2 separate regions of the Homo sapiens genome follow, and region 2 is linked to region 1. The links are chromatin loops, found by intact Hi-C in ENCODE. Cell type or tissue: IMR-90. All regions are shown on one strand. Links, peaks and the distances in the headings refer to the core of each region. The heading gives the core; the rest is flanking DNA.

Region 1 (11,030 bases), core at 1,080-9,079:
AAGGATAAAATATAACTTGTAACTGGCAGCACACAGCTAACAACAGAGCTTACAAAAGAAAACTATAAACTAAAATGAGAAAATGTTTGCAGCTTTTTTTGTTGTTGTTACCTTGCACCCTAGGTGGGCTGACGAGTGAATTCACTGTGAGAAGTTTTTGACTCACCTTCTGAAATGTTATTTCTATCACATCTCTTGACACCTTCTGATTTGCCAGAGATCTGTGATAGTCACCAACAAAACCTAGGGATACTGATGTCACGAATTTAGAGAATTTTCAATAAATTTTAAGGTGTTAGAGAATGCCTTATAAAGGAGGGAGAGCGGGGACCACAGGACTGCATACCCTATGTTGGTTCATGAGGGCGTTTCACAGTTCTGGGGTTTACTTGACTTTCGGTCTTGTTTTGCAGCTGAGCTTTCAAGAAATTCGAAGTCCTCCTGAGGTCCGTCTCAGGTTTCATTTCAGGTTTTCAGCTCAGAAATCACTTGGGCAATAGCTTAAAAGAAAATACAGAGGCTTTTTAGTGAGCAATGCCTTTGTTTGAAAGTCTGTTAAAGTAATGGATTATTTGTTCCCTGGAAAATTAGGGAGCAAAGAGAAGACCTCTCTCTGTGTGTGTCTCTCTCTTACTCTCTCTCTTTCTCTAATCAGAAGTGATAATAAAGGGGGAAATGGAGCATTGCCAACGGGATGAAATCAGAATTTATCAATGCTCTCATTCAATAAATATGTATTTCATGAGCATCTGTAATTGCAGACACTGCCTTTGTTGCTGGGAAACAGGTTTAACGCGGTCTTTCCTGTCAAGAAACTCAGGGTTTTGCTGCAGTAGAATGAGTTACACTTGGTAGCGTGGACTGAACCTGGGAGGGCTTACAGGGTAAGCTTGGTTTTTGAAGGCAGCAGATGATCCTCTGGAGAGGAGGACATTCCAGGAAGAGGGAAACAAAAGAAACCAAGATTGTGAAGGGCACTGGGAAGGAAAGTTAGGCTCAGAATGTAGGAAGCCTTACATGCCATTTTAAGGAGTTTAGACTTTATTGTGTCAGCTGTAGAAAGCCCTAGAAAATTTTTAAAGCAAGAAGAGACAAGATTTGTGTTTTAAATTTGTTTTATAAAGAGATGTCTCTGTTGGTGGTAAAGACAAGATGAGAGACAGATGATGAGGGCTCAAGGGAAGCAACAGAGGGACTGGTGTGGGCATTCCATTTCTAACTTGCTGCGCCTGGTACTGTCTGAAGTTTGGTTTGTTGTTTTTTTTTTTGCTGGATTGCATAGAAAAAGACAGGCTACCGCAGAAATTTCATTCTCACTTTGATGTCACTACTTAATAGCCACATATTTTTAAGCAAGGAACTGAAACACTCTCATCTGCAGAATGGAGATAACAGTAGTGCCTCCTGCTCAGGATGGTAGCAAGTGTTAACTTAAATGCTGCATCTCTGTGTTGCATCTCAGAACTGTGCTTAGTGTGTAGTATGTGCTAAATATTTTGTATCAGTTCATTGACTTATTTGTTCATTTAATCTATATGAATTTGCTGTTAAGATAATCCAGGGGATATCTATTATAGATTGTCATTAGTAAATTTTGCTTGTGGAATTTATTACCAACATTTTTCACTTCTTTAAGTCCTCTTGGGCCAAAAATTTCCAGCAGGAAACAGGAGGGTGAGGCTTGTAAATTAAAACAGCTACTCTCCCCCCATCCCTGATGTAAAGTGTGAACAGAAAATTTTGCAAAGAATGCTGCTATATGGTGGTCCTTTGTGTCACTGTGTGTAATGGGGAACAGGGCAACTGTTAAGTGAAGCTTCAGCATTAGGAAAGTTGGGCAGTCTTTCTTTATAGTACAACTTGGTTCTATTATTTTGGTAAAAGGATTCTGATATTCCAGAACATAGTGTGAACCGCATTTGCATACAAATGTAAAAACACTTTCAAAAATCCCCAACATAAAATTTTAATTACCTATGCCTTTGCTTCTCTGTGAAATAACTACAAAATGACCATATATATATAAAACGACATGCTTAAATTGGAACAATAATTGTAAATCCCATGAACATAATAAAAATTGTTATATAAGTGTACTGTATTTTTATTGTAGGTATATTTTATTATATAAATATGTATATTTGTATTTATTTTATAAATAACTGTAGGCTTAGCACTCAGAACAGAAATCTGATAGGAGGGGAATTACTCATTATATTTCCTTGTGCCAGGCCAGTGTTGTGTTTCTTCACCACGGTAGGGCTCTTGTGAAATAGGAAATTGGCTCCATTAGGTTATAGGAAGAATCTATAGGATGTGGGGAGAAAAACTAAATGTATTGAAACTTTATCCCTTTGAAGAGCTGGGAAAGCAGTTCTTGACAAAGGGAGACAAATAGTTGAGGTGAACAAAGCTGTCTTGACACTAAAGGCTTTTATTGTCCCTGAAAGTGAACTCTTCATTGATAGAAGGCGTTCTTTTATTTGATCCATCAAGATTACCAAGTCACAGGTCACCATCCCCAACTAAATACAACATCATGAAATCATGATTAAAATTACAAAAGCCAGTTCATAAAAGAGGCAAGAGTTTACAGATTGTGCATTTCCTCCTCTTAGTTACTAGGAGTTAAATTCAATAGCATTGAGGATTTTTGAAAGAATGCCTGTAAATTATTTAAATTACAGTTTGCTTAATGAAATGATACATTCTGAGAAACATGACATTAGGCAATTTTGTCATTGTATGAACATCATAGAGGGTACTTGCACAAACCTAGATGGCATAGCCTATTCCAGACTCAGGCTACACAAGATAGCCTATTGCTCCTAGGCTACAAGCCCTTATAGCCTGTTATTGTACTGAATACTGTAGGCGGTTGTAACACAGTGGTATTTGTATATCTAAACACAGAAAAGGCACAGTAAAAATATGGTCTCACAATCTTATGGGCCCACCATGGGATATTCAGTCTGTTGACCAAAACATAGTTAAGTGATGCATATATTCCCCAACTTCTTCCCTTCATTCATGGAGTAGCAACTTTGACTAGCTCATAAATTAACACGATTTTTAACAAAAGAATTTACTGAAAATATGTTTGCCGTATTGTGATTGCATGGTCGTGTAAAAAGTAAAGTAGAGGTTCCTCTTCAAAGACTTTCCTCCCCGTCTAATTAGGAATAAATAGTAATTTCTCTTAAAAGCAAAATTTATTCAAAGACCTGTGCTAGCCATAATAAAGAAATCAATGTACTTTATGTTCCTAGCTCCCACAATTTAGCCTAAATATTTGCCCCGACATGCTTATACTGGTCCAAGCAAGATTAGGTCATAGCCTGTTCCTCTTCCTTATTTAAAAGTGTTTTTACCTTTCTCAGCATTCCACAAGTTACTTCCGCCTTCCTTTGTTCTCCTTTACCTTTGCCTCTTTTAAAAGGTTCTAAGTTGCTAGCCAATCGGGACAAATACAGAATGTGAGGTCCCATTCCAGCCAATGGAAACCGGACACAGCGGTGGGGTGAACGCGTCAGGTTATAAATGACCCTGTCTCCTTTGTTCAGTGTACTCTCGTGGCAAAACTGCTGGCGAGTGTACCCTTTCTGCAAAAAGTAAAAATGGCCTTACTAAATAAATTAAATTTATGTTCAAGTGCTATTTCTTTACAGCACCGGGGAACAAGCATTTCAAACAATGATGGTTAGAATAATGAGCAAAGACTACAGAATCACCTGAGAAACAGGTGACTTATAGTCTAGTCCCAACCCTGCTAGGAACAGATGTGTGACTTCAATCAAGTAACTAACTTTTTCTGATAACAATTGTGCAGGCTCCTGAGGGGCTAGTAAGAATCAAATGACTGAAAGTATGTGAAAGCAATTTGAAACATAAAAAGCACTAAAAATAACTAAATGTAGTTGCCAAATATCCTTAAGGCATCCTAGTAGAACAAATGGGAGTAAATGTTGATGGCATTTTTGCTTGTTTAATATTCCAGGGAACAAGGGAAACTCTCAGTCGTCACTGTACTACCCTTGGTGATGCTCTCCGGAAAGAGAATGATTTTGCTCTTATAATTGATGGGAAAACCCTCAAATATGCCTTAACCTTTGGAGTACGACAGTATTTCCTGGACTTAGCTTTGTCATGCAAAGCTGTCATTTGCTGTCGGTAAGTTCTCCTTATCATTGTCAGATTTTAGTAAAGAATGACTTGATCTAAGTTCTTGATTTATAAACGTCAATGAAAGTAATCCAGAGTTTACAAAAGTTAGGTTACTTACTAATGTGTTCACTCAAGACTTGAGGTTCACAAACTGGGATGGAATTTGTTAGTTTTAAAAAGTGAGTCCTAACAATCATTAACAAGTATTTTTCCTCATTTGAATCGACAGGTTTCTTGCCATTATCTTTGTTTAAAATTCATTATCTACCTGCATTTCCACCTAGGTCCTTTCTTTAAAGGTCCTGTTGTCTATATTTAAATCTTTGATCCAGCTGCTAAGACTTATTTTGGGGGAATAGCATGATGAAAGATGCAAACTGAATCATTTTCCAAATAGCTGGGCATTTTTCTGAGAGGTATTTATTGACTATACATTCCTTTGCCCTCTAATTTATAAAATTGCCTATATCCTAAATTAAAATCTCTTTTGAGTTATCAAGGCCTAATTCATAGAAAGGCATTTTTGTAAACGACATAGCTCCAGTCCTTCCTGAGTTTCTTGTCAAGGAATCTTCCCCATATTTACGTATAAATTGTTTAAACTCCGTCTTCCTAAGACCTAAAGTAGGTTCATGAATATGATGAATATGCCCAGTCTCCTCTTTTGTGATCACCATGAAAACTAAGGATTTCCCCTTTGTCATTCACTATTGAATCTTAGGAGTTGATCAGTCTAGATCCTGGGTAGCAATTTCTCAAATTGCCTTCTCTTCCTGGGACATAAAATGTTAGCAGAGATTCTGAAAGATTTCTCAGTATCTGTGCTTTTGGTATTATCTTTAAAACTATTCTATGTGCTTTTATCGTTTTCTTTAAAAAGACATTTACTAATAAAGTTATGCTTTTTATACCTCTTTTGTCTGGGTTTATTCACTTAAATATTTTGTATATGGTATTATTTATGAATTATAAGCTATACCTTATAGACATTTCCTAAATTTCAGTTGAGACATACTTTCTGAAATATAATTTAAACTATTCTCAATATCCTTTATAAGCATCATTTTAGCCTATAAAATTATACCATATTCAGAGAATTAAGAGTTGCTTATCTTTCCCAGGAGTCTAATTATTTTAGTCATATAATTTCTTTTTCTTTTCTGTGGTATGTATTAACAAATAATATTACTATAAAGTTCTTGGACAATATATTGTACAGATGTTTAATATTAGTCATCCGGCTCTTTGCTTAATCATAAAGAGACTGGAAATTATTTTGACTCATTTTTACTTTGGTATTCTCATGCTTTTTAAAATTTACTTTTACAGTGATTTTGCTGGATTCCTTGCAAATGTCTTGACTAAGTGTGACTAATGTTCAACTTTGACACTTTTCATCAGAATAATGTGGCAGATTTGGTCACTTAATCACTTTAACTAATGGGATCATAAGGATCAACAAAAGATTGCTCAAAAGCACAAGTGTTATGATTGCTGGCTCCTAGTTGGAAACAACATGAAACAGAATACAGAAGTATTAAGATAAAATGGCCAGTTCCCTAGAGTCATCTGTTATGTGCCTACTTTGTGTGTGCTGGGCGCAGTGCGACACATAAAAGATGAGTAACACTTGATACCTGCTCTCCTTCATGTATCTTTCTTTCTAAGTCAAATCACAGTTTGGTTGGAAAGATGTGGGAGGCCAATTTTCATATTGCAGTGATTGCAGCTGAGCCTCATTCTTAAAGCATTGCTTAACACAGTACCTCCCACCATTCTTCAAAAAGTCGAACCACAAAATTAAACAATAGCAGAGGGAGAGAAAAAACTAGAAAGCAGAGTCAAGGGAGAAAAAATATGTTCTGTGCTTGTGAAATTCCCTCCCGAAATCCTTGTTCTGGATGCTCACAAGTCACATGGACCTCTGGGCTTCTCCAGGCACCAGGTCCCTAGAAGGGAATCACACCCTGCCGTGCACGTGCGGCTCAGCTCTGAAACTGAGCTTATAAAGATGTGTGTGGCCCCTTCCTCCCTCGGTTCTGTTTTATGCATGTTTCAAGACCATGAGGTCCCTACGCAGACACTGAGTTTTATTTCCAGTTTTAAGGTTTTTTTTTTTTTTTTCTTAAGTCACATATCTTTCCTCAGCTTTTTTCTTCTAACTACCTTCATACTCTCTCTTTTCCCATAAGGACTGTGGTTCAGCTTCTGGCATGTTTGAGAATTGGTCTAAGCCCATAATTACATCAGTGCCACTGCCGGATTTATGTCTGTGCACCTTCTTGGCCTGGTGCCTCTTGGCATTTAAACTATTGGCACAGACCATCTTCTTGTCATTTTGCTTACTGACCTCAGAATATAATTTCCATGATAATGCTTCTATCCCTGGATAGGAATAGGTGGGCCATTCTGTGTATCATTCTTTCCAATTAAACCCAAGTGTCACTCCTCGTTTCTCAGATGATTACAATCTCCCGGCCTCAGGAAATTCTCTATTTTACTCCATTAGAAGATAGACGCTCCAGATAAATACTGATTATTATTTCTAAATACAGTTTGGTACTGTTTCCCAAATTCGTTTATGTTCATACTGGCTTTATGGGCTTTTCTCTCAAATTTAAACTATTTTCCAATCTACTGCTTGTCATTCCACACACATGCAGATAATTCAGAATCTGATCTTCCTCTGCAGTCTTCTCTTTAGCCCTAGGTGGAGTGGAAGTAGAGGGGAAAGCCTTCCTATAACAGATAATGAGTCTCCATGTTAGTTCCATCATCAGGATTGCATCAGCCACTTTCTTCCCAGATACTATCAGCATACAGGGCAGAATGAGGCAGATTTTAGTGTTTGCCTCATTGACACAGTTATAAAGATGAGTGTTGTCCCTCCAGAGTCTTCAGCTGAATTGAAAGAAACAGTTGTTCCCAGGCAGCAGACATTATGTCTCTCTCACCACTGTTTTCTGAAGGAAATTTTCAGAGACAGAACTAATCCCCCCACCCCAAATTTATTCAGGGCTCTGGAGTCCTGGTGGTTTTGGTTTCTAAAGTATAGGTTGAATGTTGTGCCTCAAATATTTTTCTTAAGTATATAAAACCCAAGAAGTGGAATGAAACCTGTTTGTATCAGTCTAACAGCACTGTATTTTCTTTTCTTTTTTTTTTTTGTTTGTTTGTTTGTTTGTTTTTTTGTTTTTGGAGACAGAATCTCACTCTGTCACCCAGGGTGGAGAGTGCAGTGGCGCGATCTCAGCTCACTGCAACCCCCACCTCCTGGGTTCAAGCGATTCTTGTGCCTCAGCTCCCGAGTAGCTGGAATTACAGGCATGTACCACCATGCCCAGCTAATTTTTTGTATTTTTAGTAGAGCCTGGCTTTTGCCACGTTGCCCAGGTTGATCTCAAACTCCTGAGTTCAGGCAGTCCACACACTCGGCCTCCCAAAGTGCTGGGATTACAGACATGAGCCACCGCACCTGGCCAACTACTGTTCTTTCATAGATACTGTGCAGCTTCTGTTTTTAACATTGTGAGTATTTACCTGCATAACCTGAATGCATCTAATTTATAGATAGTTTCTGATTCATTTTCCCAGTTATAAACTGCTCCTTTATGGTTCTTCTTCCCCTCTACTCCCTCACACAAGTCCACTGATTCTCATGATTTGGTGTGATCACGGATACTTTTGGAGAATAAATGAAAGTTATAGACCATTCCTTCCAGAAGAAGTACACATGCACACAAACATGTAAAATTTCATGAAGCCCTTCAGGGGTTTTACAGACTCACTGAAACTCCTTGGAGAGGTAGACGTAGGGAAAAAAGCTTGTTCTAAGACTCATGGAGATTTATGGATACAGCTGAAATCAAGCACTATCCCAGGGAGTAACTGTACTAAATAAGTAATTCTTAGTCTCAGGGACCAGTGCTTTATGCCCCCTGGTCCTACAGTCTGTATAATTGGTATAAAAGCATTTTATCTAGAGATTCACAGAATGCTTGTTCTAGCTCTACTGATTTGGCAGTTTGGGTATCTGATGGAATCTCTCTGGCCTTGGTTTTGTGACCTACAAAATGAAGAGATTGGAATATCAGTGATTCCTATCTTCCAGGGAACCCAGATATAGGAAGCAAATAAAAGTGGACCAGCTTCGTCATAGCAGGGTGGGAAATACACACATGCCCCCTTCCTGGGTTATCTTGTCCTGGTTGGAAAGCTGCTGGGCCAGAGGACCTCTCATAGCCCTTTTAGGTTGTGGATGGACCTTCCTTCTGTTGGCCACTCTGCTGGGAACAGTCTTTCTACTGCTGGGATCAGCTTAATTTGGGGAAGCATCTGTTCTACCTCTTTTAATATTCCCTCCAGAAGAGAGTGGGAATGTTGCAGTGAAGTATTACTGTGTGTTAAATAGCATGTGGTTTCTGAGGTCCTCATCAGTTCACATAACCCAGCCTTTCAAAGAATTTTACATTTTTCTGTAGTTGTCAGTTTAGTTTAAACATATTTTGAAACTTATGTTCTGTGACAGTTGGTTGAAAATTGGCTTAGAGCCTCCAGCTTTTAGACTGTCTAGTAATCATCGTTCTACATAATTTATGTACTCATGTCTTCTGAAAAGCAAAAGTTAAATTGAAGTAAGCATTTTTTCCTACTTGCAACATCTCTAATCAAAGTTTAACCCCCTTTTAGGCCATTTTCCTCATAGTGTATAAAAAAACACTTGACTTCAGTGAGTGTTGTCATTTGGGAGTGGCATTCCAGGCAAAACCTTTCACCTTACTCCTATCAAGGGGTCCTGCAAGAAGTCTAAAGGGACACTGAATATTTGCTGTCATAGCATGAGTGCATTAAATAAAGGCACATCTACTTCTTAAATCTTTAGAGATTGTCTTTAGCTTTAAGAATTTCTCTAAATATATGTTCTACTTAAAAAGTAGTCATAAAGCACAAATGAAGCTAATAAATGCTCAACAGACATTCCTTTAAGGAAAAAAATTTGTGAACACCATTGGATGCCAAGCAGATGTTTGGCTTTGAAAAGACTTTTACAAACTGTTAATGAATGTCAACCCTATATTTGCTTCCAAGAAAATATGAATAAATGTTGGAAATGTTGAGAGAATATTTCTTTCATACGTGTACAGCTAAAAGAGGACACACTGAATACACTTTATAACTTCATAAAATGCCAATAGTTTGCTTTAACATAATAATCATCTGCTCAGCCCTGTCCATCTCCTTTGCTATTCCACCTTGACTGAGTAGTATTAAAGGAACTGCAATGGCTATATTACAGCCTATTAGCCAATTATGATGACCACCACCAGGTAAGTCTATATTTGACAATAAAATGTCTAAAAATATATAAGAAATCTAAATGCTACAGAAGCCTACTGTAATTCAACATTTTACAGTTTTAGGTGTGACTCCTTTTAGGTAAACCATCATCACCATTGCCACCATCACCAGTACACACACACACACACACACACACACACACACACAAGCAGAACTGCAGATTACATAATTCTAATGAGGTAGGTAACACGTAATGGAGAGTACATAAAGTATAAATGCACCCGCTTGGGATTTTCGCAAAGTGCACACACTCCTGTGACAAGCACCCAAGCAGGACCAGCCCCCAAGAAGCCCCTCATGCTCCCTTTAGTTGAGGAGCCTCCCAAAGATAACTGCTACCTTGATTTCCATCACCATCCCTCTTATTCATTTTACTGTTTTGTTTCATACTAACTTTGAATAAACATATATACCTTCCACAACCACATCCAAATTCTTGATGACTCTTTTCTGTTCCACAAATTTTAAATGCAGTGCTCTGTAGCTTTCTACTGAAGGCCTCCCCAAAGCTTTACAAAATCAGTCATCAGTACATCAGCACTCTCCTCTGTTCTTCAGTGAAATACAAATCTGCCTAATGGATTGCTTACGGTTCTCTGACAGTTCTGATTTGCTAAGAACATGATGTGTGGAACCTATGGCATTTCTCTGACCTGTCAGCCTACTGACCTCATTGTGTGGGAAAGGGAAGCAGAGTTAGCTTTGTGTAACTGGTTCTCCCTGAACCCATGATGGTTTCCAGTGATTACTTCCTTTTCAGTAAACGGATCTGAGCCATTTTGACTTAGGACAAGTTAAAGAAGGGCTTGGTGTTTTGAGCAAGGTGGGGCATATATTTTCTGTGCAGGGACAGATAGTAAGTATCTGTAGGCTTTGCAGGCCATGCAGCTTTCTCCCTTACAGCTACTCAACTCTGCAGTTGTAGCATGAAAGCAGCTCTAGATGATTTGTGAATGAATGGGTGTGGCCATGTTCCAATAAGACTATAAGTAACAAAAACCACTGCTGCTTAAATTTAGCCCTGGGGCCATAATAAAGTGTCTGTAGCTCATGAATGAACATGGAAGGAGGTAGTTAAAACAGAACTTTCCTGCAATACTGATGGAATTCATGCTAAGCTCTCCTAGTCTCTCCAAGGAGAGTAATTTCTAGACTGTTCCTTTCTTTTCTCAAAAATTGAAACATTTCCTCATCTCTCCTCACTGGCTTTCTCCACAATTCCTTGAAAAAATGGACATTCTTTTTATGGTGCCAGCTGCACAATCTGGTGGCTCCATTAAACTTATCCATGCCATCAGAACCAAGAAAATCCCTAAAAATAAGGACATGAATTTGTTTTACAATGAGGTGTCAATACATACTTACACATAGCAGCAGGACAGAAAGGAAGAACCCAGGGCCATAAATATCTGACCCTGCTCGGTCACTGCGGTGCCTTCCCTCTGTTCTAGGAAAACCCCCAGCAAGGTGCTAGAGGACATGCTAGCAAAAGAATGAGGAAGATTTGC
Region 2 (11,030 bases), core at 1,015-9,014, 72 kb after region 1:
TGGTTCTGTCCAACATTCAGAAAGAAAAGTGACAGAACACTGAAATGTTTTCAGCTCCAGGGCAGAGATAGGCCTGTTATATTCATTGTTTGTTTCTCCGCCACCACAGCTACCCTAGTGTAGGACAGCTATTGCATGCTATACATTAAACATTCCATGAATGGATAGTTACGTACTTTTTGGAGATTTATTTTAATGAGTCAACCTAAATAGCTTATCAACTCAATATGTAGACAAATGCAAATTTATTCCTCTTCAAGTTTCCCACTGAAAATTCCTTAAGACAACACGTTCCAACACATTCCAGAACCATGAATTGGTTTTTACCAACACTGACATTTTTTAGTATTTGAAATATTATTTTAAACATGTTATCTTTATATTCACCTCCACCAAATGTTTAAATTGCAACATTTTAGTGGGTTTGGAAATAAGGTAACAATATTTAGTAGTAGTTGTGTGATTGCATTAAACAAACTCAAAATTTACATAGCTTGGTATGTAAATGAAAGACTATAAGAGACTACGTAAAACTGCTAGTCAAGAGTTGTGAATAAAATGTGGTTTTAGTGAGAAGGTATCTTTAGTGTTTTTTTTTTTTGTCTTTTCACACTGTTAAGCTGTTCCACTAAAACTGAACTTTTAATATATCTATTAGTGTTAGCATAAATATATTTTATAATGTGCCTTAATAGTAGTATCAGTATCTATAAACATTGATGGCCCAGAATTGCATAGATGTTGAAATGAGTAGTTCCCCAAAGGTGTAAGATAAGACTAGAGAAATACAACTCATCATCACTTATTTATTTAGCAACCTCCTGTGAATGGCATTTATATTCTGAAGGAGGGACTCTGCTCTACAGGACTAAAGCAAGAAGTTCAAAATAGCTAAGGAAAAACAAAACAACAAAAATCTAGTCATTTTCTTAGTAAAGAGGTAGAATGAGAACATTATAAACTAAAACCCATGTGCAGCAACACACATCTCACCTTGCGCTTATGTTGACTAGAAACCAAGGCATCAAAAATACTCCTTACAAAGTACCTTTTGTTTGGTGATGATCTCTGTTCTAGTTGATTTTTTATAATAAATTCTCAGCATCTTGGGGGTAAAGGTGGGAGGGCCCAGCATTTGTTGAGTGCTTCCTAAGTGTCAGTCATTGTGCTGACAGCTCCCTGCATCCTCACAGTCTGCCTGAGAGTTAAGTACTGCCCTCCTGATATATAGGAGATGACAGAGAAAAGCTTGCCTGTGGTGACCCAGCTAATAAGCAGCCAACGCAAAATTAAACCAAAGCCCTACTCCAGAGCCCATGATCTTTCCTGAGTAATGTGCTTCTTTCTTAAGAAAGAGACTTTCTTACTGCTTTGTTTTAATGCTGTACGTTAACTTGATATAAAAGAAGAGCTAATGAGAGCCTTTATATGAACTGTACAAAACGGAATTATGTTACCTTATGTATTTCAGTTGCTGTAATATGAAAGACTAAATTCTCATGTCTGCCTTCTTACCACTTTAATATTGTAATATTAAAGTATTATGCATTTAGGAAGGCCAGCCTGAAACCTGGAAAATGTCTTTTGGGAAGAAGATGCTGCATAATGATACATTGCCATCCTCTAGTCTCCCGTAGTCATTTCGGTTTGAAACACCAAAGACTTTCCAGCACCCCATCCACAAGGCTCTGCTAAGGAAGTCAGACCACCTGCTGCTAAAGCTGCGACTTCCTCAAAGCAGTTACATATTTTAGTGTCCCTCAGGGTCCATGGGTCTGTAATGCTAGATCATTTAAAGAGTAGAGTAAGAAAGCAACTCTGTAAAAATGGCCCTTTCTCATTTCTCATATCTGTTTATTTCACTGACAGAAACAAGTTTTACAACTATTTGCAGAACTGCTGGAGTTTTAGATTAATTAGTTTTCTTGCCTTCATGTAGCTAATTTCCAATGACAATAAAATATGTCCAATAATACCAGTTAACCTCCCTAGACTTTAAAATATATATGTGGAAGATTACTACAAATGTTAACATTTCTAAATATTTTTTCTTCGGTTTTTGCCTAAATGTTTGCATAATTCATTTACACAATGAGTTCATTTTGCAGAGGATCCTTTTTTTGTATATGATATTGTTTCATTTCAGGGTCTTAGAAAAATTGGCAAAATACAGAACTAACATAACACAGCAATTTAACTAAAGCTTTTATAGTGGGAAAAACACAAGATGGAAATTTTTCAGCTGAATCAGTTCCAGTTATTAAAATTGCATAAACATTTGCTGCAACACATATGGATTACTTATTTGTTTCTCATGCCTATTATGTTCTTTAATATCAAAACAATTTTATAAAACAATGAAGAAATGGCATGATTTGGAAGATGGATGATGTCTATAAGTACATTTCAGAATTATTACTCAACTTCACGTATTCAACAAATATTTGAGTTTCTACTGTGTGAGACACTTTTATGGGAAGTTGGGGGAGAAGATGCCTTATTTTTTACAATGTGCTTTTAGAAGTTACATAATTATCTGGATTTGTATCTGAGGAGACAACTATTCTAAACACTTCCTGAAAAATACTTTCCTTGTTATTTCACCTACCATAATTATTTTTCTGAAAATAGTTTATTTTAAAATAAAATTAAGGAACACATGTCATACCATATTAGTGGTAGTGAACTTCTAGTTAAAAAGTCTATGAAATGTCTTCTTTGTGTAATGTTAGTTAATATTTACTTTAATATTTTTAACTAAAAAATAGTTTATACCAAAACGTGCCAAATGTGAAAAAAATAGTAATAACTAATTTTTTATTCTAAAAATTGCCATGCTTAGAATATATGTAGTCAGTTTTTAAAAGTGAATAACACTACTGTTGTTTTGTATTTTTTTATTTTAATTGTGTTATACTGGCTCTGTGTTGCCATTTGACTTAAATATAACTGAGTGGGGGGTGGTGAGGAGATCCTACTTTTTACTGGGAGAAGGATTATTGGGGACCAAACTCCTTAGGGAGAAAATGGCCTCAAAAGTCTGTCTAAATACTTGAAATTTCATTCGCTATCTGAGAAAATGTGTAAAAAGAATCACTAGGCTACGGATTTCTCGAGCAATCTTTTGTTTAAGTCTAACTCTCTTTGGTGGTCCTGTGGGCACACTGGGGTCTCTGCCGAGTTGATAATTCATTTCACACATTTGCACCTGCTCTGCAGCCTGACCGAGAGGGCGCAACTGCTCAAGAACGTCTTTAAGAAGAACCACGTGAACTTGTACCGCTCTGAATCCTTGCAACAAAATCTGCTCCGTGAGTATTTGAGTTTCTTATTTTTAAATAAATTCTCTGCCATTGCTGTATCATAGCATTTATACAGTATCCTGACTTTAGGGATATTTATTTAAAACTAATGTCTAAAATAAGTTTTGCATATTTGTAACCTGTAAATAACAGAAAATCCATTGGTCAGAACCATTTCACTTTCAACAGAAGAGATAGTTAATTTTAAAATCTTGCTGTTTCACTTAAAGAAAAACAGTATTTCCACATTCCTTGCTTCCTCAAATCTTTTTCTTTAAAGCCAGTAAATCTTAATTCTTAAAAGCTGCCCCTGTCTTGTTATCTTTTCTACTTGAATAACTTTGCAAGAGCCTTTCAGCTTTCATACAACACAAGGAAGCATATATTTTCCCCTTCAGAAATATTTATGAATATTTAGAGTTGTAAGACATTATTAGATATTGTGCCCTCTTAACATTTCAAGATCTAAAAAAGAATATAAAATGTAAAGCCCTGTAGTAAATGTATTTGTGTGAGTAATATATCTTTTGTTTCATGTTGTTTCCACTTATAATTTATTTTCACTTACGTATACTCATGTCTAATGCTTTTGCTCTTTATACTTCAAGAGGCCTTTTCTAAAGATGTGATCCCCTTGGGGGCCATTCCTTATGCCCATGCCATGTCGGGGCGTGAGTGAGTTTATTTGTGATGCTGAGAGCCAAGGGGAATGTCCTCTGAAGGAAGGAGACCACTTGCCACCATGAGCAGCTATTTGTGTTTATCTCCTCCTCCTCGCCTTTTTAAATTGACAAACAATAATTGTCTATATTTATGGAGTACAAGGTGATGTTTTGATGTACAGTTGGCCCTTTCTATCAGTGGGTTCCACATCTGTGGATTCAGCCCGCTGTGAGTCAAGTATATTCAAGGGGGAAAAAAAAATTCACAAAATTCCTAAAAGCAAAACTTGAACTTGCCATGGACGAAATACTACATTGAATCCACTAGAATGAACTGATGTGAGGGCATTGTATTAAGTATTATAAGTAATCTAGAAATGATTTTAAGTCTACGAGAGAATGTGTGTAGGTTATATGCAAATACTGTGCCATTTTATATAAAGGATTTAAGCATCCGTGGATTTTGATATTTAAGGGGGTCCCTGAAGCCATTCCCACAGATACCAAGGGACCGTACATGGTGGGATGGTTGAATCAATTACATTATTCACCACCTCACCTACATATCACTTTTCCTTTCCTCTCATCCACCTGACCTATGTGGAAATATGTGAGCCCACTTGACTCAACTCCCTCACCCCCTCCAGAATTGGGGAAGCAAAAATTAGAAGAGTTGGAGTTGACTTACGGGACAGAGGATTTAGGGGAATTGAGGGTGCCTACTCAGTCTTCTAGAGAGAAGAATACCTAGAATCTAAACTGGCAACCTAAGATCATCCCACTCTTTATTTTGAAGTTAAGTCTGTATCTTTTCTAGGCATTAAAAATCAGTGTCTCCATGCTTTTGAATGTGGGAAGGCTGCATTTGTTCCCCAGGCTAGAAAATGAATACCCAAAAGTCAGAATAACGGTGGTTTCCAGTGCCTTTGTGAGAATTTCTGTTTTATCATTAACCTACAGATGGGTATGCGTTCTCTCAAGATGAAAATGGAATCGTTTCACAGTCTGAAGTGATAAGAGCATATGATACCACGAAACAGAGGCCCGACGAATGGTGATGGGGAGAGCCTGAAAGGCAGGCTCTGTTACCTCTCTAAGGAGAGCTACCAGGTTGTCACCGCAGTCTGCTAACCAATTCCAGTCTGGTCCATGAAGAGGAAAGGTAGATCTGAGCTCATCTCGCTGATGGACATTCAGATTCATGTATATTATAGACATAAGCACTGTGCAACTGTACTGTAACACCATCTCTTTTGGATTTTTTTAAGGTATTTGCTAAGTCTTTGTAAACGGAAATTGAAAATGACCTGGTATCTTGCCAGAGGGCTTTCTTAAACGGAGAATAAGTCAGTATTCTTATGCCATTACTGTGGGGCTGTAACTGACTGTCAGTTTATTGGCTGTACCACAAGGTAACCAACCATTAAAAAACTCTAAATGATATTTAGTTAAAGGGACTCTTGGTATCCAGACTTAGATTTCAGGATATGCTGAAACAAACCAGCATTCTTAAGGAACTGACTCACCTTCCTGAGCAAAATTTCTAAACAAGCATTTGTGTCCAAAATTGTCTTGATAAATGTTTGCCAAAGAGGTTCAGTAAGTGTTTTTCTAGTTCAGTAGTCATATGCCCAGAAATGTAAGAGAAAGTTTACTTCCAGTTCCGCTGTAAGATCTGCATGCCTGACTTTCCAAATGTAAGAGTGATTTACAAAAATGAATATTTCAAGGCATTTGCTACTAAAATCGGTGATGTTGCACCTTTGGCCTTACAAATGCTTCTTTGTTGTTTGTCGTGTTTATTTGTTAGAGGACACACGTGTTAATGTGACTCTGTTGTTATGACACTGATTTTTCAAACTATGTATGTTTCAGGTATTTCTGATGAAGTTTCATCATCATTTAGATTTTTCTAAAAATCTGGCTAATGCAGTAGATTGAGTGATGTCATTTTGTCTTAAAGTTTTTCCTCTTAAGAAACATATGCTACGTATTTACGTGGGATTTCCAAAGCTTCTGTTGCAATATTTGGAATAACATGTCAGATAAATGCATGGGCTTTTGTCCTGTGTTCCAGTTCCCACTAGAGATGCCTGTGTCTTGTGTAGCACACCCAGTGTTATGGTGACTGCCCCCTATACTGAAGACTGAAAATTATTTCACAGTTCACTCATCAAATAGTTCCCAAAATTCGTCACATGCTGCTTATTGGGACAAATAGGTAGTACATTTTCCCCATTTAAAAAATGCGGATTTTACTCAGGCCGGTAACTTTACAGTCAGAGGACACGTTCATCATGAGTAGCTTTTGTTAGTATGTTTTAAAATGTATCTTCAGTTCAATTATTTTCAGCATTTACAAGACATCTGAAAATGGCTATTTTGCTACCAACAGTAAATGAAGGGGCTGTTTAAAAACCACAACCAGTTTTCTACACTATTTTTTAAATAATACTTTCATTTGAAAAAAAGGAATTAGTTTTCAGATACACTTCAGAGATTGAAGCAAACTATTTGCCTTTTACTCAAAAGCCTGCTTGCCTTTACATGGACTTACCAGCAAAATAGGTAGAACTTTCTCTTTTAAAAAAAGTCAACTAGAATTGAGAAGAGGTGATTTTTTTTCAGATCGCTTCTCGAGTTTAATATTTTCACATTCTTTTCACCCTTTTTCTCAATCTAGATTTAAAATTAGGATATATGTCATTTCCTTGTCTGTATTTGTAGCTCCTTAGTTACCAGTATGCCTCTCCATTTTCTACAAATAAGAGGTTATAACACATATACATAATTCTAACCTTAAGGGAACACACGTTTACATACTTTACTTCCCAAGCCCTTCCTGTTTGGGGTACAGATTGAGAGAGTCATGAATCAACACATCTAGCAAGACCACAGGTGTAAGAGTCTAAGATCGTCTTCAAAATTCTGAAGTCCCAGTCTTTACCTGTCCAGTGAATGAATATTCAGAGCAGCTTTTCCTGGGCTTCCCAGTGGTGATAGCTGAGGTCAAACCACAAAAAATAAGAAAGCAAGAGTGAAATGCACCCCTCCAGAGAAACACTTTGTAGTGTTTAATTCTGTTAATAGAGAAGAGCTGCTTCTGTTTGCGCTCACTTCATCAGTGGCACCCTTCTGCAGAATTTTAATATAAAAACATTATGGATATAATAGAACTGGATTTTCTGACTTAAAAATGTAAGTTTTATTTTAATCTTGAAACGTGGATTGTTTCTGTGGAGCTCTTAAACATGAGAAGAATACTTACGGTTGATAATGTGTAACATGATCTGAAATGTGACTAATTTGAGCCTCTTTGTCCCATCGTCCTGTTTTTGAATTATTGACATTGTCAGTCTCTTTGCTTCCTGGGTGAGACTTGGGGTTTGAGGGACAGGGAATGACCTTCTTGGTGAAACTTAAAATATAACATTGCAATTGCAGTGACTTTACAGTGTTAAATTAGAGAAAATAGTCTGATTTTTTAAACCTTCCTTAACTGGAAAAAAGTCACATGGTTTTACCAGGATTGAAATAAACAGTCAATGTGACTTTTAACATGTGTTTTTTTGAAATAAAGGGCACGTACTCTTCAATTAAAAAGTTCCTTATAGGGACTCTGGCAAATGCTAACACAGTTGCTTTACAATGTTTACAATTCAGACAATACGACTTATAATAGAAAATCCTCATTCATTTAGCATTGAAAAGCTGGAAGTTGCTTCTTTAATGTTGAATAGTATACAGTGGTATTGAGCATGGACTTTCTAAATGTTTTATATATACATATAAAAATATATTGGTGTCTCACACCCAGAAAGATGTTATATTGTAGATATTATTAGGAAAACAGTGTTTCTCAGGAACGTTGTAAATTTTAAATGATATATGTACTTCCCGTCCTCCCACCTCCACTCTGTGCTCTAATGTGAGACTGCTTCAGCAGTGTTGCTAAGTTAATGGAAAACTTTTTCTAATCAAGTCAGGTGAATGTGTATTCTGCTAAATAATGTTAGCCATTTACATGAATTGTATGGTCATTAAATGGAATCAGTGATTCCTCTTTAATTTCCAGAGGGGAAATGAATTATGGAAATCAGTCAGCATTCTGATCATTAAATTTTATACTTTAATTTTGCCGTTCAGCATTCTAAATATCCAATGTGAAAGTCACATGATAATTTGTTTTGCATTGCGTGCACTGTACAACACTTACAACTTGTCATTTAAAATGTTTTCTCGGGAAATGAATGCTAGTCAGAAAGTAATAGATTGTATTATTCATAGTTTTAAAATTATGACAATGTCATAATTACTACAAAGCTAAATAATCGTGTTTATTTTTGTGCAGTTGCCCTTTGATAGTTCCTGGTTTTAAAACCTATTAAGTGTATAATCTTACAAATAGTCATCTACAAAATTTATGGAGAAAGTGCCCAGCCCATTCACATCACATGGACCAGGAATTCTTTTGTAAATGACTTAAGGTAACATCATGCAGTTCAGTGCCTAATAAATGCTTTTTAATGATGAACATTTCTATAATGACTCGTAAGATACCATAGTCTGATTTTTCTCACATTAAAATAACTGAAGTCACTTGTGTAACGTAGTTATACTTTGCTGCATTTTAATTAACCTTCAACAGCTATTAAAGTGGAATGTAAGTTAAATTTTGAAGGAAAGGAAATAAATGTTTTCCATATTTCGTCTTGATTTACTTTCTGTATGAGAACAGCTGTGTTTTTGATAGGTTTATGGTTTGCATGAGTTCATATTTAAAGTGATCCAGGCCAATGCATGGCTATTGCTGTAAATCTTGATGTTTATTTCTGCCTTGTAAAGTTCTATCACGGCCTACCTGGAATTTAAAATTCAGTAGACAAATTAATTGGTCCTCTGCACAACTTTTTTAATAAGTAGATTATTTTACAAAGAAATTTGAACAAATTTAATTGAATCTTTTGTTTAGCTTGCCTCTAAGAACTTTTCTTAATAAAGCTCCCAAAACTTCTCAGCAAATAAATCTCCCTTAAGTAGGAAAGCTAGATTTCATATTTGCTTACTTTGAATTAACAGCAACTTTCCACAGGTAAATCTGTTCTTGCAAAGATGTGAGCAGAATAGTTAAAAATAATATTTTTATGTTTCATGGTTCTAAATGGAAGCCATAAATGCAGTAAATACTATCTGTTGTTTAACTACTTTAATCGTCATTTTTTACATTTTCAAGTTTATTAGGTTAAGAAAAACAGGGCAGCCTTGGAAGGCAGCTACTACAGAAAACTGCAGTTTTGCGTTAAAGATAAAGTAGTATTTTCAGCTCCCTGAAAAACCATTCCTGCTGAAACTGCTGTAGAAATTGTGAAGCTGCATGAGTGGAGAGTATTGAATCTGTGGTTATAGTAGTTTTCTCAGGTTTGTTTATCTTGATGTTTGATGCACTGTGTTTTATAGTTATTAAAATTGAGTAATATTATTTCTATGCAGTGTTATGTGTCATTGGCCTTTTGTGAATGTGCATGTTTTAAACTGCAAATTTTAAACATTTTGTCCTCTAATTGTTATTAAAAATGAAATAAACTTTACCATTACTTAAAATTGTTGAAGTTTTGATTGCTAGTTCTAGAAATTATATTGCTTTCTAAAACCTTCAAATCCAGCAGTAACTAGTCTGAGAAGGTGTATCCCAGTGATTTATAAAATATCCCTTCATTTTAATCCAGCTAAATAAAACATGAAATGGAGTGTATTAACTCTAGTTTGGTAAGATGGGTAGTTTTTATAATTAGCAGAATTTTTTAATAAAATTACTGTGTTTTGTCACTTCAGTACGAAAAGCCTCCCAGGATTGTCCCTGTTGCATATTTAAATCAGCTTGCAAGTAAACAGCCTATTCATGGTTTCAACCTTTTATGTTGGATGAATTTGTTTTCTAAACCAACTAAACTGTTTTAAGTTCATGAGAAAGTGCTCAAGTTTAGCCAATAACATTTGAAGGCAGTAACCAGAAAATAATAAAATTGAGCACATGAGACAAAAGTATAGACAGCATCAGAAATAAGAACAATCACTTCAGCAAAAATAAGTGTCCTTTGGTAAAAGAGAAACAACTGAAGATACAATTAGGTAAATTACTAGAATAGGATTAGTTCTCAAAGAGGCGCTGGAGAGGCAATTTGAGGAGCATCTGATTTTATTAGACTGAGACCATGCGTGCTTACCTGCCTGGAGCCCCATGTCCTCTCCCACAGTCTTCCCAGGGACGACAATTGGGTGGGGACCTCCATGCAAAACCACAGCAAAACAGTTCATGGATATGTTACCTCTGAATTCTATCAAATAATTTTCACATTCAACTCCATTCTCCTTAAAATAAGCACGTGCTTCCACTGACCTGTATTTTAAGATGCCTTCTAATACTACCATAAGCAAAAAGCAAACTGGAAATACATTTCCATAAATTCAATATGTCATCTCCATTTAAATTTTGTTTTTGTATGCATAGGGCGTCTCTAAAGTTTTCAGTAACACAGAACTGCCTCACTTTAATGAAGAAAGGTCTTCCTAACCTGGATAATTTCATGAATAGGCTAATAAAATTTGTTGGAAAATATGAAATACCTCTTGCCATTCAGTTTTTATTACTTTCAAGTCATGAAACTAGCAATTTAAATAAGGATTTCCTGTCAGAATAATGTCATTAACTACTGTTTAATTGCAATTTTAAAATAGCCATGTACATACAAAAATATGTTAACAGTTTGTTCCCTTAATAGTTTAACATGCCTGTAAATTATTAGTTTTCCTGAACGTATACTAAATAAATATTTTAGATTATGCAAAGGTAAAATGATGCCAACCCAGTGAAATTTGTCAGATTCCTGGTTGTGACTGTATCTACTTTCAGGAAGTTTTTTGATTATCTCAGTTTAGAAAATTTCCTATGGATTCAAGTCAACCTGGTAAATTCTCCACCATGAGAAGTAGCTAATAATAACAAAAATAAAACAGCTGGGGAAAATAAGGAATTATCCATTTGGACAAGTGTACAATCTGTTCACTT

Evidence for each region. A loop is a pair of places that touch in the nucleus more often than their neighbours do. Peaks named below come from ENCODE experiments on the same cell type or tissue, not always from the same donor. Only the 100,000 strongest peaks of a DNase experiment are listed, where the experiment ranks them.
Region 2: a loop joins it to region 1, with 1.8 times the contacts of the local background. A loop is called at or near these places in 2 of 110 quality-filtered maps.

What each region holds. Positions count from the first base shown.
Region 1 is chr4:42,478,636-42,489,665 of GRCh38, reverse strand. It overlaps ATP8A1 (ATPase phospholipid transporting 8A1), which reads left to right. Exons shown (of 37, transcript NM_006095.2): 25 at 3,998-4,170. Among named protein-coding and RNA genes, the nearest start is that of SHISA3, 87 kb to the right of the region's middle. RefSeq lists an enhancer at 521-570 and a silencer at 1,465-1,514. In IMR-90, for the core only: no CTCF peak of the experiment used is centred there; no DNase peak of the experiment used is centred there.
Region 2 is chr4:42,406,908-42,417,937 of GRCh38, reverse strand. It overlaps ATP8A1 (ATPase phospholipid transporting 8A1), which reads left to right. Exons shown (of 37, transcript NM_006095.2): 36 at 3,220-3,311; 37 at 4,925-9,565. The coding sequence ends at 5,022. Among named protein-coding and RNA genes, the nearest start is that of SHISA3, 15 kb to the right of the region's middle. In IMR-90, for the core only: no CTCF peak of the experiment used is centred there; a DNase peak (open chromatin) is centred at 5,517; H3K27ac peaks cover 1,968 bases.